2 separate regions of the Homo sapiens genome follow, and region 2 is linked to region 1. A link is an interaction called in ENCODE POLR2A ChIA-PET data of the cell type or tissue named here. Cell type or tissue: IMR-90. All regions are shown on one strand. Each heading gives the region's core, and the rest is flanking DNA. Links, peaks and the distances in the headings are about the cores only. Region 1 overlaps GORAB-AS1 (GORAB antisense RNA 1). Region 2 holds the start of LOC105371610 (a long non-coding RNA gene).

Region 1 (15,534 bases), core at 6,310-11,309:
TCTCGAACTCCTGACCTTAGGGTATCCGCCCGCCTCGGGCTTCCAAAGTGTTGGGATTACAAGCGTGAGCCACTGCGCCCGGCCGGGATTTCTTAGTCTCCCCTTTAAATCTGTTTTTCAGAGAAGACATTGTAAAACGTCGGTGCTGGGGGATGGGAAAGCATTTCTTAGGATCCTGCCTGGAATCCTAATACCGTAATTCGGGTTCTGCCTTGAACACTAACCTGAGATCCCATTTCCTCATTTGAAATATGGTTGCAAAGATTAAAAGATGCAAGCGTTGTCAAAATACACATAGATAAGGATGATTCAAGAGAGACCTAGTTATACTATTTTTCATGGTTCTCTTTCACTATTTTTGCAGTAAGAACAACAAAACACCTCATCTTGGCTTACATTTTAAAATACTTTGGCTTTAGTGTGTTGATATTTTTAAACAAAATGAAAGAAAGGAGTAAAGTACAAAATAAAACACGTCAAGAAAAGTTGAAATGAGTACTTCAGATTTAGTAAGTGATAAAAAGTGAAGGATGTTTGGAATTTCCCATGTAAATCCGAGCTTTTAAAACTTAAAGTGGTTTCTGAAATTTGGGGATGCTGCAGATGCGTCATTTTAAATATGTACTCATTTTTTATAATATTAAACAATCAAAATGCCTGGAGGAGACAGTTACCACCAGTTTCTGAATATAGACTGAATATAGACTACGTATATTCAAGTTATAGATTATCTAGCTCCAAAGTAGTAGATGGGGATCAGTGGCAATCTGGTAGTTAATTCAGTTTCCTAGTTGCAGGCAACCGCCATCTAGTTCATCTAATAACAGTAAACCACCTTGTGTGCCCCATGTTGAATTTTATACATAAATGTTCTTTAGTTCACTCTGGGGGAATTTCAAAAATTATCCGTAATCTTAATAAAGATGTAAATTAGGATATTTTAAAAGGTTTTGCATTGGCCCTTAATGAGAACCAAAGCGAAAGTGACACGTGGTAAAAGATAATAAAATCCGTCTGTATAAAAGTTATAATTTCCAGTTTGCTAGGTTCTAAATCTCCTGTTTGTTGTTTCTGTTGGCTCTCCCTCATGGTGGCTAGTTTCTTCAAATGTTGTGTAATATTTAAGTGGGAATTTATCTTCAAAGTTCTTTGTTCTGCAGAAGTCTTCTCTTCCTTGAGTTAAGAAAGTGTCTCTACAGATTGGTTTTATTGGTCCTAAAGTTTCAGTTGTTTTAATCCAGATTTAAGGTAATTTTTTCAGCTTCTACTGTAAATTTGGTTCTTGGGTCCCACCCCCATATATGATATAGGACTCAGGTCTCAGTATTTTTTAATTGCCTTTATATGTATACAAATTATACACAACTTTATTTCAACAATCTTGTCTTCAAATATGTGAAGGAATCCCAATCCCTAGGATCTATATTTACATAGAATCCCCCTTTCTATATCTCTTTAGCTTTCTTTTAAGTTCTATGATGTATTTTTTGATTATGTAAATAAAAACATGTTATATGTTTTTATGTAAACAAAAAACATAATAATATTACTCACAGATAGCAAGCCTCCTTACTGCTTTTCCAAAGCAACAGTCTTAAGTTTTTGTGTTTTTGTTTTTTTTTTAAAGACAGGGTCTCACCCTGTCACGTAGGCTGGAGTGCAGTGGCATGATCTTAGCTCACTGCAACCTCTGTCTCCAGGACTCAAGCGATCCTTCCATGTCTTTGTCTCCAGAGTAGCTGGGGCTATAGGTGCCCACTACCATGCATGGATAATTTTTATATTTTTTTGTGGAGACGAGGTTTGCCATGTTGCTCAGGCTGCTCTCCAACTCCTGAGCTCAAGCGGTCTGCCCAACTGGGCCTCCCACTTGCTGGGATCACAGGCATGAGCCACTGTGCCTGGAGTTTTTCTAACCCTCTGTGATCATATGGTCTGTCTTTTCTAGACTCAGCTTTATTTCAGCAATCTTGTCTTCAAATTATGTGTAGGAATCCCAATCCCCAGGACCTATATCTAGGTAGAGGCCCCCCCTTTCAACATCTTCTTTGCTTTCTTTTAGGCTCTGTGATATATATTTTTTGTTTACATAAATAAGAACATGTTATACAGTATTTAGCATCTTTATGTGTTTATAGAAGGGGACCACCTATGACAATTTAGACAATATCTCTGGTTGATTCTCCATCAGAGCGCCTAGAATATAAAAATGAAGACTAATTGTGTCTGTAGCCTGGTCAAAACAGTAAAATGCTTTCCCAGCACACTTTGAATAAAATCCCAGTTCCTGCATGTTCCTACATGATCTCACCCCTGTCTACCTCTCTTATGTGATCATTAGGCTGTCTTTCCCTTTACTCTGCACTCACTATAATCCAGCCAAAATTGGCATTCGTTGGGGTTTTGGAATACACCAGACTCTCTTTTCTACTATCCTCTACTACCTACCCAGAGCTTTCCCAAATGCTGTCCTTTAATTATTATCTTTCCCTTGTCTGGCTGGTTCTTCCTGCTTCTTTACGCTTTGGCCTTAAATATTCACATAGACGTTCTATGACCACCCTATCTAAGTAGCACCCGCCCACTTCTATGTTTTTTATAACTTTTTACAGCACTAATTAAAAGTTCTCATCTCTTCTGTCTACAGACTGAGCTCCTTGCTTTACCAGCATTTATCCTCGAATGTAAAGTGACCCATCCAATTCCCTTTTTTATACTGCCAGTTGCCTCTCTTCCTTTCCTGTCCCTGCTCCTTTGCCTGACTCTTCATTTCTACCTACGACTTGGGGATATAGGACTGCCTTTCTAACCCTTATGCCTTCCTTACTCAGGATCTGTAAGTAAAAATCTTTGAACTTATTTCCTATTGTGGTTGTGTATTGAATTTGTGCCTTCCATCTGGAGAACATGGGGCTACCCCAGACCAAGTTTTGCCCTGGAGAAACACAGGTTGGACTCCCAGTGCCAGAGCAGTGGTCAGAAAGGCATTGAGTGGATGTGGGTCAGACAAGAGCCACAAGGGTGTCTGCCAGTATAAAAGAGATCACCCTGTGAGGGACCCCCTGGTTGTGGGTCAGACAACTAGGATGTCTACCAGGTAAAAGAAGTATCCCATGAAAGGCACTCTGTAAACACCCATATCTAGTTCCCCTTCATTTCCTGTAAGGTCAGGGTTGCTGTGGTACTACAACCCCAGTTTAGCTCTGGGCTCTCAAAACAGTAAGTCTTGCACACCTGTCAGATTTACTTTAAAATACGATGCTATTATAAGTAGCGTTATTTTTAATTTCAATTTTTAATTAGTTTGTTATTTATACCTGCTACAGTCTTAATTTTGGTATACCTCACAAAATTCATATTCTGGAACTTAATCTTCATGTGACAGTATTAAGAGGTGGGGCCTTTAGGAGGTAATTTGATCACGAGGTCAGGGCCCTCATGTATGGGATTAGTGTCCTTATAAAAGAAGCTTGAGGGAGTCGGATTGCCTCTTCCATGTGAATATGGAGCAACAAGATTCCATCTATGAAGCAGAGAGCAAGCCGTTACCAGACACCAAATCTGCCAACACCTTGGTCTTGGACTCCCCAGCCTCTAGAACTGAACAATAAATTTCTGTTGTTTGTAAATTATCTAGTCTAAGGTTTTTTTTATAGTAGCCAAATGAGCTAAGACAATATAGAAATAAAATGGACTCATTGTTGATCTTGTATCCTCTGACCACAATAAACAAATATATTAGTTGTAATCGCATTTTTTGGTAGATTTCATTGGATTGTCTACAAAGACAATCATGTCTGCAAATAAACAGTTTTACATCTTTTTTTTTCTAATCTAGTTGCTTTTTATTTCCTTTTTTGCCTTATTGCACTGGCTAGACCCACCAGTACAATGTTGAATAGAAAAAGCGAGATTGTATACCCTGACTTGATTCTGATCACAAGGGAAAAACATAAAGCCTTTCACCATTAAGCATGATGTTAACTTTAGGTTTTTCATTAATGCCCTTTAACAGCTTATGAAATTCCTTTCTGTTTCTAGTTTTCCGAGAACCTTTCTCAGAATGGATAGTGGATTTTGATGCATGCTTTTTCTGAGTCTATTGAGATGATCATATGATTTTTCTCTTTCATATTGTTAATATAGTCAATTGCATTGAGTGGCCAGTGTTACACTAATCTTGTATTTCTGGGATAAACTCCATTTAGGTATGATATATTATCCTTTTTATATGTTGGGTTTAATTGTTAATATATTTTATTTAGAAATTTTACATATGTTCATGAGGGATATCTGTCTGTAGTTCTGTTTCTTGTAATGTCTTTGTCTGATTTGGGATCAGGGTAATATTCTGACACAATGAGTTGAGAAATAGTCTCTCAAATTTTTTGGCTGACTGTGCTACTGATATTCATTATATACTTGATAGAATTTACCAGTGAAGTCATTTGGAGTTTCCTTTGTGGGAAAGTTTTTAACTTCAAATTTAATAACTTTAATAGATACAGGGCTATTCACATAATCTTCTTGAGTGACTTTGGTGTTTTTTCTCTCAAGATATTTGTCCATTTTATCCAAGTTTTTCAATGTATTGGCATAAAGTTGTTTATAATACTCTTTTATTGCTCAGTAAAGAGTTAACTTAGTGGACTTGGGATGCTCAAACCCTGCACTTGCCCAAGAAAAGACTAGCCTTTGACTGGCTCCTAGGAGATAAGCTCCAAGCTTTTAGAATATCCCACCTAATAAGATCATCTTTATGTACATGGGGCTTTTGGCCTTACCAGATAGTTTATGCTAACAACGTGATTCAGTAAATGGCTGTTTTTGTTTGTTTGTCTTCCTGCGCCATGCTGTATCAGTTTGATGCCTGGAGGGGCTGGAGATTGGGTAGCTAAAGTTAGTTGTATGAGTGCTCTCTGCCTATGTGATTGACCCCCAATAAGAATCCTACACGTCAAAGTGAGCTTCCTGGTTAGCAATCAATACTTTGTATGCATTGTCACACATAATTGCTGGGAGAATTAAGTGCTGTCCACACAAATATACTAGGAAAGGACAGCTGTAAGCTCACACCTGATTTCTCCTGGACTCTTCCCTACGTGTCTTTTAATTTTGCTGATTTTAATCTGAATCCTTTCATTGTGATAAACTGTAACTGTGAGTACGACTGCTTTTCTCAGTTCTATGAGTCTTTCTGGCAAATCATCAAACCTGAGGGTGGCATGGAGACCTCTCATATACTTATCATTCTTTTAATATCTGTAGACTTTGTAGTGATTTCGCTTCTCTACTGATATTGGTAATTTGTGTCTTCTCTCTTTAAAATTTTTTTTGTCACTGTCATTAGAGGTTTATCAGTTTTATTAATTTTTCTCCAAAAAGTTTTTGGTTTTGTTGAACTTTTCTATTGTTTATTGGCTTTCTATTTTATTGATTTCTGTTCTAATCTTTACTGTTGTATTTCTTCCGCTTTCTTTGGATTTCATTTGCTTTTCTTTTCCTAGTTTCTTAGGGTGGAAACTGAGTTCATTAATTTAAAACTTTTCTTCCTTTCTAAATAAGTGCTTAATACAATAAAATTTTCCCTAACTATCACTGTAGCAGCATCCCATGAATTTTGATATACTGTGTCTTTATTTTCATTCAATTCAAAATTCCTTTTTATTTCCTCTTGATTTTTTGATTCATGGATTATTTGAGATTTTGTTATTTGGTTTCCAAATATTTTGGAGCTTTTCTGGAGAACTTTCTCTTATTGGTTCCTATTTTTAGTTCCATGTCATCAAAATTTAATTTGTATAATTTAAATCCTTTTAAATTTATTAAGACTTCTTAAATGTCTCATAATATAGTTTCCCTTTAATTTTTTTTTTTTTTTTGGAGTTTCGCTCTTGTTGCCCAGGCTGGAGTGCAATGGCATGATCTCAGCTCACTGCAACCTCTGCCTCCCAGGTTCAAGTGATTCTCCTGCCTCAGCCTCCTGAGTAGCTGGGATTACAGGCATGCACCACCACGCCCAGCTAATTTTTGTATTTTTAGTAGAGACGGGGTTTCTCCATGTTGGTGAGGTTGGTCTTGAACCCCCGACCTCAGGTGATCTGCCTGCCTCAGCCTCCCAAGATTAGGTTTTTAAGTCCTCTATAGCCTTACTCATTTTCTGACTCCTTGTACTATTATTTATTGAGAGATGAGAAATATCCTATTATAACTGTAGATTTGTTCATTAATCCTTGCAGTTATCTCAGTTTTGTTTCATGTATCTTGAAACTCTGTTATAATAATAACAGGTGAATAAATGTTTGTGTTTGTATGTCTTCTTGATTCTTAGACTCATTTATCATAATGAAATGATCTTTTTCTTCCCCCTAATTTTGGTCTGAAATCTACTTTATCTGATATTAATATAGCCACTGTAACTTTCTTTTGCTAAATATTAGCCTTGGTATATCTTTTTCCTCTTTCCTTTTTCTAATGACTGTATCTATTTCCTTTATAAACTTATTAGCTATATTCTTTGTTTTGTTATTTTAGTAATTGCTCTAGGGTTTGGTATGTATTTTTAACTTATCATAGTCTATCTTCAGGTAGTATCATACCACATGTACTATAAGAACCTTATAAATATACACCTCTGCTTTTTCTCTCCTGGCCTTTATGCTATTGTTTCATACCTTTCATTTATACGTATGTCTTAAAATCCACACTGCAATGTTATCATTTTTGCTAAAATAGTAAGTTAACTTTTAAACAGATTTAAATAAAAATATATATTTACACATGTAGATAAAATTTCCTGTGTTCTTCACTTCTTTGTGTAGATTCATATTTCCACCAGGCATCATTTTCATTCTACCTGATGGGCTTTTTTTTTTTTTTTCTTTTTTAGTATTTCTTACAGTGTAGGTCTGCTGCTGATTAATTCTTTCAGCTTTCATCTGTAGGAAAAGTCTTTATTTTGCCTTAGTTTTCGAAAGACATTTCACTAGACATAAAATTCTAGTTTAACTTTTTTTAAAAAATTACTTTATTCTCTTCCACTCTTCTAGTTTGCATTGTTTCTGATGAGAAATTTGTATCATCACCTTTGCTCCTTACATAATGGGTGTTTTTTCTCTGTCTTTTAAGATTTTTACTTTATCACTGTTTTTGATCAATTTGAATATGATGTACCATGGTATAGTGTGTAGCTTCCTTGCTTTCTTTTTTTTTTTTCTTCTTTTTCTTTCTCTTTCTGTCTTCCTTTTTTTCTCTCTTTGTCTTTCTTTCCTTTTCTCTTTCTTTCTTTCTTTTTCTCTTCTTTCTTTCATTCTTTCTTTTTGTACTTCGGGTTCTTTGAGATACTTGAATGTCTGGGTTTATAGTTTTCATCAAATTTGAAAGTTTTCTGACCATTATTTCCTTAAATATATTATTGTTCTCCCTTCCTTTTTCCTCTTCTTTTGGGGCTTCCATTACATGTTAGCTACTTGAAGTTTTCCTGTAGCTCACTGATGGTCATTTCATTTTTAACATCTTTTTCTCTCTCTTTACTTCATTTTGTATAGTTTCTATTGCTACATCTTTAAGTTCACTAATATTTTTAATAATTTTTTCTCTAATGTCTAATCTTTTATTAATTGAATCTAGTATATTTTTTTATTACAGACGTTGTAGTTCTCATCTCAAGATATTCAATTTAGATAGTTTTTATATCTTTGATTATTTAAGGTATTTTTATATCTTTTCAACATATGGAATACAGGAATGACAAATATTAATATCCATGTCTGCTGATTCTAATAACTATGTTAGTTCTAGGTAAGTTTCAATTGATTAATCTTTTTACTCATTATTTTTATTTTCCTACTTCTTTGCATGACTGGTAATCTTTTGTTTGGTTCAAGACATTGTCAGTTTTACCTTGTTGGGTGCTAGCTATTTTTCTTTTCCTATAAATATTTTTGAGCTTTGTTCTGAGATACACTTAAGTTACTTGAAAATAGGCTTATCTTTTTGAGCCTTGATTTTGGAATTTGTGACATAACCAAAGCAATGGTTAGTCAAGGACTAATTATTCAATGATTAGTCAGGGACTAATTATTTCCTGCTACTAATGCAAGAATCTTCTGAATACTCTACCAAATGCTCTGGGAATTGTAAAGGTTTCCAGTCTGATTGATGGGAACAGGCACTATGCCTGGTCTGGTGTTTTTGCATAGTTCTTTCCCTGGTGTTTTATCCCATTTTGTGCTGCCATATCAGAATACTACAGACTGGGTAATTTATAAATAATAGAAATTTATTTCACAGTTCTGGAGGCTGGGAAATATAAGGTCAAGGTGCCAACAGGTTTGGTGTTGGTAATGGCCTGGTGTTCACTTCCAAGATGGCTGTTAAACATGACGTCCTTTGAAGGGGAGAAAAACTGTTCCTCACATGATAGAAGAGTGGAAGGGCCAAGCAAGGGAGAACCCACTCCTGGAAGCCCTTTTATAAAGGCATTAAACCCGCCCATGCAGATGGAGCCCTTGTGACATAATCGCCTCTTAAAGGCTGTACCTTCCAAAACCATTTTGTTGGCAATTAAATTTTAACATGTGTTTTGGAAGGGACAAACAGTCAAATCATAGCTTCTGGCTCATGTAGTTTCCTCACTTATATGTGCTGATCACCTTGAGGGAGACTGTCTGCTGGTCTCCATGATTCTTCTTCTATGCAGCTCACTCCTTTCTGATACCTCGTCATACAAATTCTAGTTTCCTTGCTCTTCTTGCAGTCTGAGCTTCACCTCCTCAAGTAGGAGTCCTCTAGGATTTGTCCAGTCCCTCCCCTGCCACATGCTGTGGCCTGAGGACTCTCAAGGCAGTCAACTGGGGAAATCATAGGTCTTGCCTCAATTTTTTTCTCATCTCTTAGAGATCACTGTCCTTGGTTGCCTGATATCCTGTCTCTTGAAAACTATTGTTATTCTATTTATTTGTTTATTTTGGGTTTAGAAGGAAACATAAATTAAGTCCCTGTTACTTACTCTGTTTTTGTCAAAAGGGCAAGTCCCAGCAAAGTTTCAACTATTATTCCATTTTGTAGATGAGGAAACTGAGGCACCAAGAGATTAAGTTAGTTGTCCAAGCTTTCACAGCTTGTTAGTCATAGAGCTAGAATTCAAATATTAGCTCTTGAATACTTGAGCAGTATAACTTCAGAATTTACAATTTTAACTACTACTATCTACTTTCATATTACTTCTAAGCTTGCTAAGAACTGGGCAAACATTTCATTAAATGTTTATGTAGCTCATATGAGCAGAATGTGGATGACTAATGGTCCTTAACTCCACATCCCCATGATATTTGCATTTTCAAAAGAATATGCTTATTTATTCAGTATGCTTGTTTATCACATACTATTAAATATATGATAGAAATATGTATTCTAACAAAGAAAAATGAGAAATATTTATGAAGTGTAGCAGAAGCTGTTTTTAGTTATTAACTCTTCCAGTTTCCCTCTACCTTGGAATTTTCTGGCTTGGTTTTCCTAAGTTATTCTTAATTTTTGCCAATTTCTCTTAATCCATTCTCAGACTATTACCAATGGATTAAAAGTTTCCCTTTTTTAAACCTTTGTATCCATTCATCAAAGACTGGGAAAATGGTGGTTATTTGTATGTAAATCACTTAAAAATGAAGAGCTACAAGTAATTTAACAGCTTGCATTTTCCTTTGGGAAGCATTCAGAGATCTTTTCCAATAGCTTTCGGATTCCAATTTGTTCTTTTTTGTTAGAACTTTTGTCTGTCCCTGAGTGCATAACTATTAGGTAGGCAGGAGAGATATGTGGGAAAGTACTTTTTTTTTTTTTTTTTTTTTTACTGCTGCATTACAGGTAACTAGAAACAGTGCTGGAGATGGTGGCTGAATATTGTTGAATGAATGAGTGGATGGATGGATGAATCAAGCTGGTGGCCAGCTAGAGGAGCCTAAGGGAGACTAGACTAGACTGGGCAAACATACGCTGTAGACAGCATATTCAGACTGAAGTGAATACCCAGCACCCAGGCAATTGAGTCTTGACTATATTGTGTTCTGGCTTTGGGATATGGTTATGTTCTACTTACATTTGAATACAGTTGCATTTTGATTTCATCTAAAATAAGGAAATCATACTGATGACTCAGAAGATACAAGAAAATTGAGTTTCTCCTGTCTTTTACTTATGCTGTCTTCACTGGAACATTTTAAATATGTATTTCAATGAAGAGGCAATTCCATTTAAGTGAACTAGTATTTCAAGCATTTTTAAAAAACAAAAACACATAAAAAGCATTAACTAGAACTGCCAGGCAAAATAGCCCTCCTGTTTAATAGTTTCCATCAGTCCTCAGTTTAATTACCACATTATTCTGCCAGCTTTCTCCAGAAATAATTGACTGAATGAAGTCATTTCATTTGATATTTACAAACACTAGACTTGTAAAGGGGGTATCTGTCAATTCCCCCTTGGCTTGGAAATGACTAAGGCTGACCTGGCAGTACACAACTGCTATTTTGGGCTCAGCATATTTTCATAGTCACCAACTCAGTAAGATGATGGGAAAGAAAGAGAGGCAGGTAAAACTTTTGGCATTTGTGCTCAGTTTTCTAATTTTGTAATTTTTGCTGTGAAAAAATGAGGGAGTAAAACCCTGATTTGCTCTAAGACACAAACAGGTTGGAAGTGATGTTTTTGTGTGTGGTTGTTAGAATATCCTGTTAAATTCTGAATAGTCTAGAAGGAATCTGCAAAGCTTTGGGTAGCTATAGTGAAAGCTTAAACTGGCTTATCAATCATGATAAAAATGAATTACAAAGGTCAGTCTGTTAATGTTATTGATTTAATGTTCTGGAATCAAGTGTTCTTCATTTAGATTAAATAATAAAATATTATTTTGAAGGCATAATGTCAAATGGATAGGAGATAAGATGAAGATTAGGCTGGAAATTATTTTATCTCAGGCAGCCAACAGGAAATTTCAAAAGACAAGGCTAATATAAGTGAAGTTTTTAAAGAATTGAAGTAGAACACCAAATCGCGGCACTATAGATTCAGGTTTATAAGTGTCAGTCATTACTACATAGAAAAAAATGATTCAGAAGCTTCTGGTGGTCTTCAGAAGGAATTGTAGTAATATTTACAATGTGATGTTTTCATAGTGACTATTTATAGTCTTAAAATTTTGAAGGGTGGGGAGATTGGAAGAAAGACCATTTTGGGTAAGGTGTTAATTTAAGAAACAACAGAATAGTAGAAGTGATAAACATCTTAAGAGGCATATAAGAAGTGAGATGGGCCAGGTGCGGTGGCTTTTGACTGTAATCCCAGTACTTTGGGAGGCCAAGGCAGGCAATCAACTGAGGTGAGGAGTTCGATACCAGCCTGGCCAACACGGCAAAACCCCATCTCTACTAAAATTAGCCGGGCATGGCAGCGCATGCCTGTAGTACCAGCTAATTGGGAGGCTGAGGCAGGAGAATCGCTTGAACTGGGAGGTGGATGTTGCAGTGAGCCGAGATTGTGCCACTGCATTCTAGCCTGGGCGGCAGAGTGAGACCCTGTCTCAAAAAAAAAAAAAAAAGAGATGGTTGAAGCTAATATAATTATGAAGAGTATAGAAAGAATGAACTCAGATTTATTTCTTATTCGAATCTACATTTCAGCTACACAGGAGTATGAAATCTCTTAAAGATGAGCCTGAGTAATCCAGAGTATATTTTCATCCATAATATCATCAATAATTTCAGTTCAGTCATCTCAGTGACAACTTAGACATTTGGTGAAAACTCATTTTCATTTTATATGATAGCAGCAGGTTGTGCAGGACATGAAGGCTATACAGTTTTGTGAGGCCTCCTTAAGTAAAAAGTAAATGCAGCACTGTAAATATACACTGAGTTATTGGGACTAGGAAGCCTGATGAGAGGCCCACAAGCTTGAGCTTTAGTAGCTTCAGGTCAGTCTGCTTCTGGTTAACAAATTTAATTTCATTTATATAGAGTGAAAAGATTCATTGTAAGTAAAGCGTAACTAGAATATGAATGTGGTGGAAAGAGGAGTAGATTGGGATTTAAGACCTGTGTTCTAGCCTAGGCTGACTCATTCATTTTCATTGCTCATTTACTGAATGCAGCATTGTAAAAGGTATTATGGAAGTGGCTGTGAATACAGTGAATACAAAGGTCCGTGCTTCTGGAATAAAGCACTCCATGCCCAATCTGAATTTAGGAAATAGTGTACACTCTACCCTTCTTAGTGACACACTATAGGCTTCGGCATATTAATGGCTCTGAGGGGTTTTACTGTTAATAAAAACAAACACATCATAAACACACAAGGTTTAACTTCATTTATTCCAGTTTTTAGGTTCTTTTCTTTTTTAATTTGTATAACACATACTGACATCACCTAGAAGACATTTTGGAAAATGCTGTTATAAGAAATTTTCTCACTCTGCTTTCTTGACGATTATACCTGTTCTTAGGTTTTCCTCTTTGGTCAAGTAGAAACTCTTGTCAGGTAATGGAATCCATATTCCCAGCAGTGTATTTGAGACAGACCTGTACACTTTGGACTCAGCCAGCAGTTCTTATTAAATGATACCACCCATCAAGCAGATATTGGCTGTGTGGGGTGTGATAGGTGCTTAACTGGGATGTAGGGACTGGCTTTTCACAACCCAGGCTTATTCTTCCTGATTCCTGGGAAGACTTTCCTTTAAGCATTCTTCAGTCGTCTTAAATGAGCTTTCTGCGTTAGTGGTGTTGCCTTCTGTGCTTGTTTATAGAGGTTACTACACTTGGCATGTGGATACCACCCAAGCAGCCTGTGCAGGGGTTGGAGGCTCAAGCAAAAGTAAGATTCTACTCCTTCTTCAGACTATTTCTGAATGTGGAGGCTGCCTGAAAGAAGGCCTCTTGCCAAGTATGGCTTGGAATTTAAACTTAATGCCAGTCACCACACCTTTTTTAGGGTAATTACCACTTAACCAAACATTTCTGAGTTCCTTATAAATTGGCCCCCTCAGTCATTTAACCATTTTAGTAGCTCTTCTCTGAACTCGGTCCAAGTTTTCCACAATTCTGGTAACAAGGGACTCTCCAGGGAATTCCATGTCCAGGTGCGGCAACCTTGCCAGGGCATTTGGTGGAGGGGGGCGAGGGAACAAGAGAAAGATGACAATCATCTAATATCCCTTAGGCTCTCATAAATGTATGGCAGCTTTCCAAATAACAGAGTTGAGCTCACAGTAAATGAGTAGGCGAGTAGACTGGAAATGGCTCCTTCTTTCGTTTAGGTGAAAGAAAAGCCAATGGCCACTGGCCTGCAAACAAGTAGTGATGGGGTGTGTGTGAATTTGAAGAAATCCTTCACTTTTAGGATTAACATTATAGCCGTACTTAATGGTAGGAAATCATTCTAAAGCAAAGGTTGAGAGGTTCTTAACAGGGATATTCCAAGGAAAGGCAATGGCCTAATCCAATGTTACCATTGCCCTTTATTCATCATTGGCGCTGTTTTTATGTAAATAAGGTCAGGAAAGTCTTGTCTATTATTTTTGTTTTTTCAGTATTTGATGGGTCTGAATGAAAATCTGATGAAACAGATGTTACTTGAAGCTGAGTGACTTTCTCAGGGTCAAGCAAATAAGTAAATGGAGGAGCCAGAATTATACCCCAGGTATGTATAGTTTCAAGCCCTGTACTTTTTACTTGACTGTAAACAAACAAAGCAAACAAAACAAAAATATTCCTGTTCGTACATCCTGTGTCTAACACTGGTTCAAAAAGTGAAATGTTAACATTTATTGGCAAGTCTTTTTTTTTTTTTTCTTAGTTACTGTCTTACTGTGTCCACATTTAAAAAAAAATTGTGGTCATTAGCTTACCTTTTTTTTTTTTTTGATAACTCCCTTTTATACCAAAAAATAAGATTCCAAAGACATCAGCATCTGGTACTCAGGTGAAAGTACATTATGTCAGTTTGTTGGGGTTCTGGGTGACCCTAACAAGGATACTGGTAAAAGATTAAGATTTAAGTTCAAAATCAATAATAAATTCTTGAAAAATATAGGGTACTTTTATTTGTTGATGTTCGGGACATTAAAACAAATATTTAACATCTGATTCCAAAGCTAATTAAATATATGTATAATGGACCACCCTACAAAATACATTAATAAGTTACTTATGCATGGAGCTATGTATCTTTGTGGCCACTAATGTTTAAACCATATTTAAAATGCATAAATATTGTTATAAAACAAAACTAGGCAAGGAGAACCATACCAGAAGGAGTATAATAGTTAACAACAAATATGCATATGGTTGTAGTATTTTAAAGATACTTTTTGTAATTATGAGAGTTTAAGATTTCAACTGAAATGCAATTATTTCCCACAACCTAGAAAATTACTTGATACTAAGATTCTCAATTCACCATTGCTGGCATGGGATCACATGGCTAATACTGCTGGAATTGGGCTTTTGTTCTAAGCTCCTTGCTCTATCATAGATTTCTCCCTGATCATCACGGGATGATTGTTTCCTTAACAATAATCCTGTAATCAAGTGAGGCTTTTCAGGGAGTCGAATGCTAATATCGAACTCAGAATTCTTCTTTTCTTCTCTGGTCTAACAACTGTTTGTGCCAGCCCTATCCCACTGTAGAGGTTGAGTTCTGTAGATCCGTATCTACTTTGAACACAGCTGGACTCTCAGGTAGTTTGGTCTTTGGGGGCTGATATACCTAAAATAACTATGAATAGTTAAATCTGACCACGTGTGATATGGCAGTTGCCTTTTAATTTTAATGGAATATTTTAGAGCATTTTTATGGAAAAGCTCTTAAAGTTCTTTTTTTCACTACCTTAATGAAGGGGAAAATGTGTTGCTGTAGCTGTTATTTTTTATAATAAATTTAAAGGAGTTCCTACAAATCTTAACAAGTAAAATCAAATATTTAATGCTTTTGGCAAAATGCCTTTATAAGATTTCCAGAACAAAATAAAATGTTCTGTAGTTAAACTTCTTTGAATAAATTAGACTGAATTTCTAAGGGTACTTACATCATGTATCAATATTTTCAAGTTAATTTGATATAAGGAATCATCAAACAGCATCATTACAGTAGTTACTGTTGCAACTGAAAAGACTTATGCTCACATTTTAAACCAGAACAAAAAGCTAGATTCACAAATATGAACATTCCAGATAGAAACCCAATTGTTTTGCCGTTTTTTTAAACACCACATTTCTTTGATATATGCAAATCAGGATAGCCTCTAATACTAGCTGTTGGTATGGGCTACGATTATAAAAGATATTGTGGGCATTCTAACTCTGAGACTTTGTGAAGGCTGGTTCTTTTAGACTAGGGGCAGTGATGTGCTGGTAATGTTTAATAAAAGCCTCTCCAGAAAGAAAACAAAAAATTTGATTGTTGGTTTCCATAGTGTAAACGTGAATTGTGGAGTTAAGAAGAGATATGTACAATCACCCCTTACCAGCTGATGCCAGT
Region 2 (15,534 bases), core at 6,614-11,613, 110 kb before region 1:
GACATGGATGGGCATTTCCTACCCAGTTGAAAATACTCAATATATTAAAAATGCCAATTATCTCCAAATTAATCAGTAAATGTAACGCAGTCCCAATAAAAGTTACTTGTTTTGGCTAGGCACTGTGGTTCACACCTGTAATCCCAGTACTTTGGTAGGCCTAGGCAGGTGGATTGCTTAAGCTCAGTAGTTCAAGACCAGCCTGGGCAACATAGCGAGACCCTGTGAGAAAATGGTTTTTGAGTTCAGATAGAAGGAAAGTGTCTGATTTTCTGGAGAGTATTTTGGTAAATTGTATTAAAAGCATTAAAAAATTGCTATGGCATAATAATCTGGCTTTTAGGAATAAATGCTTAGAACATAATCAAACAAGAAGACAATGATCTATATAAAGTAATATTCCTTACAGCATTTTTATAATAGAAAATATGGAAAGAACCAAATAGTCTAATAATGGGGTGATTAAATACATTATAAATGCAATTAAATATTGTGTAGCTATTAAAATAATGAAGTCAATGGAGTTGCTGATTTGGAAAGATATTCACAGTACAGGTGTTACGTGAAAAAATTAGGCAAGCATGTTTATAAATTATATATTTGCATAGAAATGAGACTGGAAGAAAGTGCACGTGTTGGAATTTTTCATGATTTAATTGTATAATTTTTTGTTTGGTGGTTATTTATTTCTTCCAAATTTACATTCATTTCTTGTATTATAAGCAATAAGTAAAAGCAAAATAAAGCAAATAGAAAGGAATTACCCAGGGCTGGGATCAGTGGCTCACACCTGTAATCTCAGCACTTCGAGAGGCCTACACGGGCAGGTTGCTTGAACCCAGGTGCTCAAGACCAGGCTGGACAAATAGTGAGATCTCATCTCTACAAAAAATGCAAAAAAAAAAAAAAAAAAAAGCCAGGCATAGTGGTGCATGCCTGTAGTAGCAGCTACCCAGGAGGCTGAAGTGGGAGGATCACCTGAACCCAGGAGGTAGAGGCTGCAGTGAGCTGTGATCACACCACTGCACTTCAGCCTGTGTGGCAGAATGAGACCTTGTCTCAAAAAAAAAAAAAAAAATACTATATCCAAAAAGAAATTAAGTCCTTTCAATTCTCTTTCCTTAATATTGTTTGCCTCAATTCTGTCTCCACTGACTGGGCTGCTGCAGTAATTTGCTAACTGGTTTCATTATGATTAATATCTCTCCACCATGCCAACAAAGTGGATTTCTTAAAAAGAATATTATCATATTTGTCTCTTTTAATATTATCCAGTGGTTCCTTATTGCCAGTAAAAGAGAGCATAAATATCTTAGTATAGTGATGGCATGCACTTCCTTACATTGACTAGATTAGCATTACCTCCTACCTTCCTTTTCATGTATCAGGGACTTAGCTTGTGCCCTTTACTTGTCTGTAATGGTTATCTCACCTGCTTTGCTAAAGATTAGCTTTTGCTCATGCTTCAGGTGTCAGTTTCAAAGCCACCTCTCACAAAAACACTTCCTGAACTTTAAGGAATACTTCTGTCCCTTCTCATCTTCTTTGCCCAATTCTCTATCTCAGCCCCCACTTTTCTTTTTCTTTATATGCACTTATACTTTGTAATTATATTATTTATCTATTCACGTAGTAATTTTTAAAATCTGCCTTCATTACTGTAACATAGTCTTCCTGTGGGCATGGACTGAACATATCTTGTTCACTACTAAAAGGAACTTATTTAATAAATAAAGAGTTGCACCCTTATTCTGATCAAATCTATCTTCAGCTGTATAAATGTGTCAGGCTATTTCAGACTCTACTTTCACATTTTTAGTTTTACCTGCTTGGAGAATCTGTCCTTCTCCTGAAAACCTGTATTTGGTCCTGTTTCAGGAAATTGACTCAAACTTTACTTCCTCTAGAAATCTTTTTTGATCACTCTCATCTTTGGGCCCTGTTGAATCATAGTTTACCCTCATATCATAGAATATATCACATTCTATTGCTTTTATTAGTTCACATGTCTATTTTCCCCTGTTAAAATGTATGTTTCTTCTGGGTATGGAGTGTTTTTATTATCTCTGTTCTCCCAGTGTTTGGCACAATCTGTAGTTGGCTCTCAGGGATCAATCAAAGTTGGTTGGATGAACCAGTAAATATGTTTCTGTAAAATGCTTCATAGAATTTGTAATTAGTATCTTCATTTTATGTCAAATAATTCATATTTAAAATCATTACAAGACTACTTGATTTATAGTAGAAAGAAAAGACAAGAGCTTTCTAGAGGAAATGTCAAAGGACAGTCCATCTCTCTTTTACCAATGGGATGTGTTAAAATAAAGCCCAAAAGATATTCTCCATATATCACCTAATCCTTCATCAAAACCACCAATAATGACAATGAGAGAAAACAGTTGAAAGAAAGGTTAAATTCACTGGCATTGTCAACTTCAGCCAAGCACCTATTGTATTGCAGCTGCCTGGACCTTTGAAAGAATTTTAAATAGGCATGGCCTAGAATTCTCAAGTCTTTGGTTTACACTTCATTAAAAAACAAAACAAAACAAAACAAAAAAAAAACAAAAAAAAAACGGCACTGACTTTATCTCTGCTTACCACCGCTGAACTGAAGGCACTTCTAGCTTTGATGGGACCAAGCCTTGGAAACTGGTCTATCCCAGTGGGACTGAAAATCTGTCTCCTTTGGTTTTGGAATCACCATTGTGCATTCTTTCTCCAGGCTCACAGTGGTGATGTTATTTCCTTAGCCTCAGACTCACAGTTATGCAAGGACAGCCTCCAGTACACAGATGAGCATAAAACAGCTATCACTGCAGGTGCAGGGTTGCTTTTATAATGAATTAGTGCCTCCTTACTGGGAACTAGGAGAGTCCTGCTGCTTGACACTTTTTAGTTATTAGGCAATGTCTGAAGGCACCCAATATTTCTATTCCACACTTACCCTTTTCTGGAGCAGAAAGCAAGTGCTGTAACAGCTGTGTGTGTATTTGTTTTCTTTGGGGGCAGATAGAAGCCAAAGAAACCACAATAAAGTCTAAAGCACAGCACTTCCTTCACTTACATAAGGATTACAGAAGCAGGTGCACAGTGTTTGTTTCTTCTTGGTGTAAAATAAGGCATCAGTTTTCATATTAATAATTCATATTTGTTAATTTATATTTCATTTTAAAAAACTTGCACCAACTTAATCTCTGCTCACCCCCTCTGAACTGTAAGTACTCTTGGCCCTGGTGCAACCAAGCCTCAGGAAACTGGCTTATTCCAGTGAGACTGGAGAAAAGGGAACCCTCACACACTGTTGGTAGGAATGTAAATTAGTACAGCTATTATGGAAAACAGTATGGAGGTTCCTCAAAAAATTAGAAATAGAAGTACCATATGATATAGCAATCCCACTACTGGGCATATATGAAATCAGACTCTTGAAGGATAACTGCATTCCTCTGTTCATTACAGCACTGCTCACAATAGCCAAGATGTGGAATCGATCTAAGTGGCCATCAGCAGATGAATGAAGAAAGAAAATATAGTATATAGCCACAATAATGTAGTCAGTTACAAATCAAACATATATACAACTACAAATCAAAATATATACTATTCAGCCTTAAAAAAGGAAGAAAATACTGTAATTTTCGACAACATGAATTAATCTGGAGGACATTATGTTAAGTGAAATAAGCCAAGCACAGAAAGATAAGTACCAAATGTCCTCATTCACACATGAGTGTAAGTATGTCTAACTGGCCGGGCATGGTGGCTCATGCCTTGTAATCCTAGCACTTTGGGAGGCCAAGGCAGGTGGATCACAAGGTCAAGAGATCGAGATAATCCTGGCCAACATGGTGAAACCCCGTCTCTACTAAAAATACAAAAATTAGCTGGGCGTGGTGGCATGTACCTGTAGTCCCAGCTACTCAAGAGGCTGAGGCAGGATAATCAGTTGAACCTGGTGTGTCTGGAGTTGGTTTCTTCCAGTGGGTTCGTGGTCTTGCTGACTTCAAGAATGGAGCCGTGGACCATCGCAGTGAGTGTTTCAGCTCTTAAAGATGGCATGGACCCAAAGAGTGAGCAGCAGCAAGATTTATTGTGAACAGCGAAAGAACAAAGCTTCCACAGCATGGAAGGGGACCCAAGTGGGTTGCTGCAGCGGGCTGGGGTGGCCAGCTTTTATTCCCTTATTTGTATCCCCCCATTTCCTGTTTCTGTCCTATCAGAATGCCCTTTTCTCAATCCTCCCCGTGATTGGTTACTTTTAGACTCCTGCTCATTGGTCCATTTTACAGAGTGCTGATTGGTCCATTTTACAAACCTCTTGCTAGCTACAGAACACTGGTGCGTTTTTACAGAGCAGTGATTGGTGCATTTTACAACCTCTTGCTAGCTACAGAGCACTGATTGGTGCGTTTTACAATCTTAGCTACAGACTGCAGATTGGTGCATTTTACAATCCTCTTGTAAGAAAAGTTCTCCAAGTCCCCACTCGACCCAGGAAGTCCAGCTGGCTTTACATCTCACCGGGAGGCAGAGGTTGCAGTGAGCCAAGATTGTGCCACTGTACTCCAGCCTGGTGACAAAGAGAGACTCCATCTAAAACAAACAAACAAACAAACAAAAAGTCTAACTCCTAGAAACAGAGAGTAAAATGATGCTTATTGGGGGAGATATTGGTCAAATAACACAAAATTTCAGTTAAACAACAGGGATAACTTTAAGAGATCTACTGTATATCATGGTGACTACAGTTAAGAACAATATGTTTTATACTTAAAAATTTCTAGGAGAGATTTTACAGGTTCTCATAAAAAATGGTATGTAGGCCAGGCACGGTGGCTCACGCCTGTAATCCCAGCACTTTGGGAGGCCAAGGCGGGTGGATCACGAAGTCAGGAGATCGAGACCATCTTGGCTAACACGGTGAAACCTAATCTCTACTAAAAATACAAAAAATTAGCTGGGCGTGGTGGCAGGCGCCCGTAGTCCCAGCTACTTGGGAGGCTGAGACAGGAGAATGGTGTGAACCCTGGAGGTGGAGCTTGCAGTAAGCCAAGATTGTGCCACTGCACTCCAGCCTGGGTTACAGAGGGAGACTCTATCTCAAAAAAAAGAAAAAAAGTAAGGTAATGCATATGTTAAATAGTTCAATTTAGCCATCTCACAAGTTATACATATATTAAAACATCATGCTGTACATCATAAATGTATACAATCTTTACCTGTCAGTTGAAAAAATGACAACACAAAAAATAATTCACAAACAGCCCATCATCATGGCCATATATATGGGGTGAGGGCTATCTCAGCTATGCTGTAGAACTCTTTGAAAAGACATACCTGATGTTTGCCTCTGCCCTATTAACTTGATCATATCAGCATCATTAGCCTTAATCTCATATTTGAGGACCCATAACGTGAAGGGTCACACATATATGGTATAGATGAGGTCTACATTAAACTGAAACCCTCAGTCTAAACATTGTAAATTCCAAGGAGTCAAAAGGGCCAAACAGAAAATATTTTATGTTTTGTTTTTTGTTTTTTTGTTTTGTTTTGAGATGGAGTCTCACTCTGTTACCCAGGCTGGAGTACAATGGAACAATCTTGGCCCACTGCAACCTCCACCTCCCAGGCTCAAGCGATTTTCCTGCCTCAGCCTCCCAAGTGGCTGGGATTACAGGGGCCCACCACTGAGCCTGGCTAATTTTTGTATTTTTAGTAGAGACAGGGTTTCACCATGCTGGCCAAGCTGGTCTCAAACTCCTGACCTCAGGTGATTCACCCGCCTCAACCTCCCAAAGTGCTGGGATTACAGGAGTGCATTTTATGTTTTAGGAATATTTTTCACTTTGCTGTAACCTTGATTGTTCGCTAAGATGAAGAACAGACTATTCCAGAAATATCCTTTTTAAAATTTATTTTATTATTATTTTTTTTTGAGACAGCGTCTTCCTCTATCACCCAGGCTGGAGTGCAGTGGTGCAACCAGGGCTCACTTCAACCTCTGCCCCACCCTGAGTTCAAGTGATTCTCCCATCTCAGTGTCCGGCCCCCTCAGTAGCTGGGACTACAGGCAGGTGCCATCACGCCTGGCTAATTTTTGTATTTTTTGATAGAGATGGGGTTTTGCCATGTTGTTCAGGCCGTCCTCAAATTCCTAGGCTCAAGCAGTTCACCCGCTTCGGCCTCCGAAAGTGCTGAATTACAGGCATGAGCTACGCTGCCTGGCCAAGATCCATATCTTGAAGCACCTAAAGACTAAGGCTGGCCTTTTTCATATTCCACAAACACTCCAAGCTTTTGCCTACCTAAGAGCCATGTAGAATTGCTCGGTCATGGATTATCATTACATTTGAAAGTTTTATAGGTATCACCAAATTGTGAAACACTGAATTTCAGAAGATGTTTCTTACGTAGGATTTTATTTAGATATATGGGTGATACTGTGAACAATACCCTTGACAATGTTTATGAGTTAATGCAATAGTGAATTATGTGTTTGAAAGAGACTAATCCTAATCATTACTATTAAATAGATATAGTTATATAGCAAAAATATTTCTGAAGCCCACGGGGTGGCTATCCAGTTTACTTCTCCTGAAAAGTGAAGGGTAAGGAGCGTGTGTTGTTTTTCTGCTGTGTTTCCATAGGGTAGCGGCATCCTGCCTTTGGCTTCAGTGCTTGAAGCCAAAGAACAATTAACAGAAGGTAGTGTCAGGTGAGGATCAGTGTAGTCATTTGCTAGGGCTGCCATAACAAAGTACCAGGAACTGAGTGGCTTAAACAACAGACATTAATTGTCTCACAGCGATGAATACCAGAAGTCTGAAATCAATATGTCCACGGCAGTCATTCCTTCTGAGTATTGTGAGGGAAGGATCTGTTCCAGGCCTCTCTTCTTGGCTTATAGATGGCTGTATTTTCTCTGTGTCTCTTCACATCGTCTTCCCTCTATGTATTTCTGTCTCCTTTTTGCAAGGCACCAGTCATATTGGGTACCAGTGATTTTTCCTTCATTATCTCCATGAATACTCCATCTTTAGGCCTTTACGAATGTCATATTCTGAGGCACTGGATAAGACTACAACATATCTTTTGAGGAGGGAGGGTGAGATACAATTCAACCCAAAACAATAAGGATGGTCTGAGGTTGGGCAACCAACAGATGAGAAAGCCAAGATCCAAAAGCAAGGGAGACTGGAGATTTAAGAGAACCCATTCATGATGGGGTTCAAAGAGCCCAGAGCGATCAGAAACTTGGAATAATTCCTAAGCTGAAATGCCAATAATTGCAGTAATTTTTTATGTGATGTCCCTAACAATAATGATGTTTGGGTCAGGAGATTTTAAAGAAGGAAAAAAAAAAAAACAACCAAAAACTGAAACAAGAGGCCAGACACCATGGCTCACACCTATAATCCTAGCACTCTGGGAAGCCAAGACGGGCAGATTGCCTGAGTTCAGGGGTTTGAGACCAGCCTGGGCAACATGGTGAAACCTCGTCTCTACTAAAAATACCAAAAAAAAAAAAAAATAGCTGGGCATGGTGGCATTTTCCTGTAGTCCCAGCTACTTGGGAGGCTGAGGCATGAGAATCGCTTGAAACTGGGAGGCAGAGGTTGGTTGCAGTGAGCCAAGATAGTGCCACTGCACTCAAGCCTGGGCAACAGAGACTCTGTCTCAAAAAAAAAAAAAAGGGAAAAAAAAGAAAAAACATTTGAACAAGAGGAGAGCTGCGGTAGCAATGGTGTAAAACGAGGCCAAGTTGTGACACTGTCCATAATCAGGGGACTATAATATTATTTAATATTACCATCTTTGACCCTTCTGAACTCCTTATTTATTCTCATTTTGGTTTTTCTTTCCTTTCGTTTTATATTGAAGTAATTTAGATTGGGTTTAATTCCAAGTAGTTTTTGCAGCAATAAAGTCTATTTTGCTAAAGACTTCCATGTTCCATGTCTATTAAGTTTCTGAAGATGGTGAATTCTATTAAAAGAGAGCTAGAGAAACAATTCTTCAAAACAACTTGAATGCTAAGTTTGCACTCTTTAAGGGGGAAAATAAATTTTTTAAAAAGAGCATAAGAATCTAATAAAAGTGTTGCCATTCTACAAATTCAGGTCAGAAAGAAATGTTGCAACCTCCCTGTCAAATCAATTTAATTCCTATTTTAAGACTGCAACACATGAGACAAAAAACATAAACGTTAATATTTCTTGGACTTCTCCATTCTGGGTTATAGTACAGATTTTAGATTTTATACAGGGTGAAGACTAGGGGTGAGGCACCTTGTCTTCAGTCTTTCTGCCACATTGATAGCCATGGAAATGTCTTCTGCCCACATGACCCTTTCAGGACCAACAGATTCCTACTACTTCTGGAATGTTTCCAGCACAGACCCTTTCTTGATGAGATTGCTTGTGTGTTCTTCTGCCTAAGAACTGCTCAGCCAGGTCCTCTTGGAGGTCTCAGAACATTTCCTGTGGTGCCCTGAGAAGCAGGATGTTGATCTCTTCTACTCTAACAGCTCACAAATCTCTTTCTTTTCTTTCAACCCACTAGCTCAAAAGGGGCAGGGTGATTTTCACCCTAATGGAAATAATTTTCCATTTGTTCATGCTATAGAATTTCCTTCTTTTTGCCTCCTCAGCATACTCCACAACCAATCATTTCCTCTGAAGCTTGGGCTTTTAGAAACAATGGACAGAATGACTTTGATCTGTGTTTGCTTCCTTCCTTGCCCTGTATCATCATTCCTGAGTAATGACAGGAGGACTAGCAACCTTCAATGTGGAGAAGGGAAGGTGGAAAATAGAAAAAGGGTATGTTAATATCACAAAATATGTTTCCAGGAGCACAATTAAGGTACAAGTGTTCTCAAACCAGTTACATCTTTACACACAGTCAGTAACAAGCAAGACTAATATCATGGCTAATAGCATAAAGGGAGACCACCAGAGTTAGCCAATGGCTTTTTTATTGTTTTGCTGGGGAAAAGACTCAGTGAAACTTTACCCAATTAAAATTTATCCATAGCTATTTTCATCTTCTGAAAACAATATGACTTAAACCTCTTCAGTTTAGAATATAATGCCTCTGGAATTTCCCAATGCTTCATTGAGAGTCTGCTTTCTAGAGTCCATATGCTGCTTGTACATCACTGACATCTCATTAATAGCATTAGTAAAGGATGACTCAATGAAAGACTCTCCATTCTATCAAAGCAGTAGATTTTGTGGTAAAAAGAGAAAAAGTAAATTGGAAGTTGCAGTTGCCTTCCCAGGGCCTGCATGCCTTAGTCTACATTGTAGTCACGCATGTAAGATGTGCCAAATCAAAAATAATTGTTTTTAGAAACAAATGCCAGCTTTCTAAGGACCACTCAATTTATTTCATACTTTTTTTCCACAAAAAGTAGACATTTCAGAGTGGCATTATCATCTACCAGAAAAAGTTATCTGATGGCATTTGGCTTACCAGAATGAGAATTCTTTTTAGATTGTTAAGCAGCTACTGACTACTTAACAGTTCTCACATTACACTGAATATAAGCAGTATTGCTAAAAGCCAATACTCATCTGACATAGTGAAATTGAAATTAAGCACAAAATTATAGAAAACATCAGAATATTATTATTCACTTCTCAGAAACAGTGTCATCTAGGCAGATGGCATGGCTAATTCCTGTAATCCCCACACTTTGGGAGGCTGAAATAGGAGGATCTCTTAAGGCCAGGAGTTTGAGACCAGCCTGGGCAACACAGCAAAACCCCATCTCTACAATCAAAATAAAAACAAATTAGCTGAGCATGGTGGCACATGCATGTAGTTCCAATTACTCAAGAGGCTGAGGCAAGAGGATTACTTGAGCCCAGAAGTTTGAGGTTGCAGTGAGCCATGAGAATACTACTGTACTCCAGCCTGGGTGAAAGAGCCATACCACGTCTCAAAAAATAAAAAAGAAAGAAAGAAAGAAAAAAATAAAGAAACTAAAATCAATGTCATCTAAGCACAGATAGACAAATGAATGCTCACTCTTTTCTTAGGGGATGAGCAATTAGCCAAATGCAATAGCATGTATTTATAAATTTTTATATCACAAACTAGACTTCTAGTCTCTGTTCCAGTATGTAAGCTACTTGGAAATTGTCATTCTCATCCTCAAAACAAAGCAACAACAAAAAAAGCTGAACAAACTGAAAATAAACACTCTTCTTATATCCTTCAGAAAACTGAGGTCACAGGGCAAACTCAAAATAGAGAAATAGGTTAATACAGAAAATCACAATTACCAGACCAGAAGCAAAAATCTTCTGCAAGAACCAGTATCAAGATATGAAGATTTCAACTGTAATTGACAAGTTGTTGGCAGCTCAGTGTGGACAAATTTGAGAGTTAAAAACTCTAGGGGGCCTAATCTTAGGGGAGCCCCTATTCTTTTGTGAGTTTTACATCTAGAAGCCCTACCAGGTTTTCACAGTGAATATCTGGTAACAAAAAAAAAAAAAAAAAAGAAAACAAACAAAAAAAAAAACCCTTCTGTTTCCTGAAGGGTATGGGGAAAGTTTCCATTTAAAATTTGCCCAGATTATTTTGTTCTTCTCAAACAGGCCTACTCTCATGAAAAACTATTTTACCAGAGTTTAATCAATTGGAGGTCTTATCAGAACCTAACTGACCTGAGAGAAATACTCTACTTCAGCTACCTCTAGCCAGTCTTACTCACCAAAGAGGAGGAAAAATTGAGAAGCACTCATGAAGCTCACAGCTCAGGAGCACAGGCTAACTAAAAGCCTAAGACTGCATCAAAGGACTGTGGAACACTTACTCTTGCCACACACCTTACCATCACACCAATAGGGCTCTTGTATAATAATTGGGGAATACAACTAAAAGAACTGGATGTGTCAGACTTTATTTAAGAAGAAATCTCTAAGGAAACTCAGAGACAACCAGAAACACAAATAGAAAAACACAAGAGGAAATGTTAACCTCTGACACCTACAGCTACAGCCTAACTCCTAGTCAGATAAACGTAAAGCCTCACAAAAAAGACCCTATCTACCTCTGTTCCACTTACCCAGTATTTCATGTCTAGCTTCCAATATAAAATTGTAAGGCACAATGAAAGACAAAAAAAAATTTTTTTGAAGAGATAGAGCAAGCATCAGATCCAGAGTCAGACATGGCAAGGATGTTGGAATTATTAGATTGGGAATTTAAAACAACTATGATTAATATGCTGAGAGCTCTAGTGGAGAAAATGGACAACGTGAGAACAGATGAGTGATGTAGGCAGAAAGGAGAAAATTTTTTAAAAGAATCAAGAGGAAATATTAGAAATCAAAAACACTGTAGCAAGAATGAAGAATACCTTTAAGGGGCACTTCAATGAACTGAACACAACTGAAGAAAGAATCAGTGAGCTTAAAGAAATGTCAATAGAAACTTCTAAAACTGAAATACAAAGAGAAGAAAAGACAACAGAATATCCAAGAATTGTGGAACAATTACAAAATGTATAACATACACATAATAGGAATACCAGAAGGACAATAAGGAGAAAACAGAACAGAAGAAATATTTGAAGCAATGCTAACTGAGAATTTCCTAAAGTTAATGATAGACACCAAACCACAGATACAGAAAGCTCAGAGAACAAGTAGGATAAAAAACCAAAATTTACATCTAGGCATATAATTTTCAAACTGCAGAAAGTTAAAAACAAAGGGAACATCTTGAAAGAAATCAGAGGAAAAAACACCTTACCTATAAAGAAGTAAGAATAAGAATTACACTGGTGGTGTGGGGGTGGTACATTGGTGGGGGGGGACGGGGGTGGGGGTCCGGGGTACGGGGGTGGGGACTGGGGACGACGGGGATGGGGGACGGGGACGGGGGCTGGGGGAAGGGCCAAGATGGCTGACAAGAAGCAACAGCATTAGGAGGCTCTCATTGAAAAATAAAACATAATAGGCTTGTGAATCCTTTACCGGCAACCAAAGTATCCAGGTTCTGTCATCAAAATGGACTCGAGGGCTGGCATGACCCATGGAGACAAGGAAGAACAGTGTGGTGCTGCGGCCCACCTGAGAGCCATATGGGGAAGGGGAATCGCCGCCCCCCAGCCAAGGGAGGCAGTGAGTGAGCACGCTACTCAGCCGGGGAAACTGCTTTTTCCACGGAACTGTGCAACCCACGGATCGGAAGATCCCACTTGCGAACCCAGTCCACCAGGGCCTAGCACCCCCACCCCAGAATGCACAGATTCTTACAGCTTCTCAGCTAGAATCTGATCAAGCCTATCGAACTCCCAGCAGGAGGGGCGACCAGCACCGGCTGTGGCTGCCTGCTGTCTAAGTTGTTTGAGCTCCTTTAGGGAGGGGCAGCAACCAGCACTGGGACTCACAGCTGCCTAACACACTAAGCTCTTTGGGTGGCGGAAGGGCAGCAACCATTTCTATAGCTCCAGGCTGCGCTTTTCCCCTGCTGGAGCCAGGGAGGCTGGACGGCTCAGTCCCAACACTTGTCCCCACAGCCCAACACACCAGCTGGCCTGCGGTCAGAGTGCATCTTCAGGCCTAATTCTGACCCATCCTTCCTCAGTGGGCGGGGCTTTCCTGCAGGATCTCCAATAACTCCAGCCAGAGCCTCAGGGACAGAATTTGGATCTCCCTGGGCCTGAGCCCCTAGAAGGAGGGGTGGCTTCAGTCTCTACAGACCAGCCGACTTAGCCTCTCCTCCTGGTAGTTCTGAGGAATTCGGGCAGCCCAGATGAGTCAGTTCCCCCCACCAGTGAAACACACCCTCTCCGCCAAGGGACAAAGTGCTCTGTTAAATAGGTCCTGCTCCCTGTTAACCCAACTGGGTGAGACCCTCCAACAGGGGTTGTCAGACACCCTATACAAGAGCAATTCTACTGACAACAGGTTGGTGCCCCTTGAGATCAGAGGTTCCAGAGGAAGGAGCAGGCACCCATCTTTGCTGTTCTCCAGGCTCCTTGAGTGACATCTCTAGACATGGGAGTGAATCAGATAAATAAGGCCTGAAGTGAACCCCCAGAAACTTCAGCAGCCCTATAGAAGAGGGACTTCACCATTGAAAGGAAAACAAGCAGAAAGCAACAACAACAGCATCATCAACAACAACAAAAAGCCCCCACAAAAACCCCATCCAAGGATCAGCAGCCTCAAAGACCGAAACTAGACAAACTCACGAAGATGAGAAAGAATCAACAATACAATGTTGAAAACCCAAAAGAGAGAAATTTATAGTACTAAATGCCCACATCAGAAAGCTAGAAAGATCTCAAATTGACACCCTAACATCACAATTAAAAGAGCTAGAGAGTCAAGAGCACACTAACACAAAAGCTAGCAGAAGATAAGAAATAACTAAGATCAGAGACGAATTGAAGGAGATAGAGAAACGAAAAACCCTCCAAATAATCAACTAATCCAGGAGGTGGTTTCCTGAAAAAATTAACAAATAGATTGACCGCTAGCTAGACTAATAAAGAAGAAGAGAGAGAAGAATCAAATAGACACAATAAAAAATAATAAAGGGGATATCGCTACTGACCCCACAGAAACACAAACTAGCATCAGAGAATACTATAAACACCTCTGCACAAATAAACTAGAAAATCTAGAAGAAATGGATAAATTCCTGGATGCATACATTCTACCAAGACTAAACCAGGAAGAAATTGAATCCCTGAATAGAACAATAATAAGCTCTGAAATTGAGGGAGTAATTAATAGCCTCCCAAACAAACAAACAAACAAACAAACAGGACCAGACAGATTCACAGGTGAATACTACCAAAAATACAAAGATGAGCTGGTACCATTCCTTCTGAAACTATTCCAAACAATTGAAAAGGAGGGACTACTCTCTAACTCATTTTATGAAGCCAGCATCATCCTGATACAAAACTGGGAAGAGACACAACGACAACAACAACAAACTTCAGGCCAATATCCCTGATGAACATTGATGCGAAAATCCTCAATAAAATACTGGCAAACTAAATCCAGCAGCACATTAAAAAACTTATGCACCACAATCAACTCAGCTGCATCCCTGGAATGCAAGATTGGTTCAACGTATGCAAATCAATAAATGTAATCCATCACATAAACAGAACCAAAGACCACATGATTATCTCAATAAATGCAGAAAAGGCCTTTGATAAAATTCAACATCCCTTCATGCTAAAAACTCTCAATAAACCATATAAATAAACTAAATAAACATATATTGATGGAACATACATGTAAACAATAAGAGCTATTTACGACAAACCCACAGCCAATATCATAATGAATGGGCAAAAGTGGTAAGCATTCCCTTTGAAAACCAGCACAAGACAAGGATGCCCTCTCTCACCACTCCTATTCAACATAGTATTAGAAGTTCTGGCCAGGGCAATCAGGCAAGAGAAATAAATAAAGCGTATTCGAATAAGAAGAGAGGAAGTCAAATTGTCTCTGCTTGCAGATAACATGATTGTATATTTAGAAAACCCCATCATCTCAGCCCAGAAACTTCTTGAACTGATAAGCAACTTCAGCAAAGAATCAGGATACAAAATCAATGTGCAGAAATAACAAACATTCCTTTACACCAACAATAGGCAAGCAGAGAGCCGAATCATGAATGAACTCCCCTTCACAATCGCCACAAAGAGAATAAAATACCTAAGAATACAGCTAACAGGGGATGTGAATACAGATAACAAGGGATGTGAAGGACTTCTTCACTGCTCAAGAAAATAAGAGAGGACACAAACAAATGGAAAAACATTCCATGCTCATGGATAGGAAGAATCAATATCGTGAAAATGGCCATACCACCCAAAGTAATTTATAGAGTCAATGTTATTCCCATCAAACTACCATTGACATTCTTCACAGAATTAGAAAAAACAATTTTAAATTTCATATGGAATCAAAGAAGACCCACCCCCCGATATAGCCAAGACAATCCTAAGCAAAAAGAACAAAGCTGGAGGCATCACGCTACCTGACTTCAAACTATACTACAAGGCTACAGTCACCAAAGCAGCATGGTACTGGTACCAAAACAGACATGTAGACCAATGAAGCAGAACAGAGACCTCAGAAATAACACCACAGATCTATAACCATCTGATCTTCAACAAACTTGCCAAAAACAAGCAATGGGGAAAGGATCTCCTATTCAGAAAATGGTACTGGGAAAACTGGCTAGCCATATGCAGAAAACTGAAACTGGACGCTGTCTTTACACCTTATACAAAAATTAACTCAAGATGGACTAAAGACTTAAATGTAAAGCCCCAAACCATAAAAACCCTAGAAGAAAATCTAGGCAATACCATTCAGGACATAGGCATGGGCAAAGACTCCATGAAAAAAGTGCCAAAAGCAATGGCAACAAAAGCCAAAATTGACAAATGGGATCTAATTAAACTAAAGAGCTTCTGCAAGTGAAAGAAACTATCATCAGAGTGAACAGAAAATCTACAGAATGGGAGAAGTTTTT

The links. ChIA-PET counts read pairs that join two places held together with the same protein. Peaks named below come from ENCODE experiments on the same cell type or tissue, not always from the same donor. Only the 100,000 strongest peaks of a DNase experiment are listed, where the experiment ranks them.
Region 2: POLR2A ChIA-PET joins it to region 1 with 5 read pairs; 7 of 35 experiments call an interaction of 5 or more read pairs at or near these places.

The regions. Positions count from the first base shown.
Region 1 is chr1:170,515,755-170,531,288 of GRCh38, reverse strand. The region is part of intron 1 of GORAB-AS1 (GORAB antisense RNA 1); the gene reads left to right. Among named protein-coding and RNA genes, the nearest start is that of GORAB, 8.6 kb to the left of the region's middle. RefSeq lists a silencer at 11,974-12,174. In IMR-90, for the core only: no CTCF peak of the experiment used is centred there; DNase peaks (open chromatin) are centred at 9,278 and 10,498; H3K27ac peaks cover 788 bases.
Region 2 is chr1:170,628,171-170,643,704 of GRCh38, reverse strand. It overlaps LOC105371610 (a long non-coding RNA gene), which reads right to left and starts at 2,792. Exons shown (of 4, transcript XR_922277.2): 1 at 2,602-2,792. RefSeq lists enhancers at 3,763-4,962, 11,874-12,373. In IMR-90, for the core only: no CTCF peak of the experiment used is centred there; a DNase peak (open chromatin) is centred at 9,174; H3K27ac peaks cover 998 bases.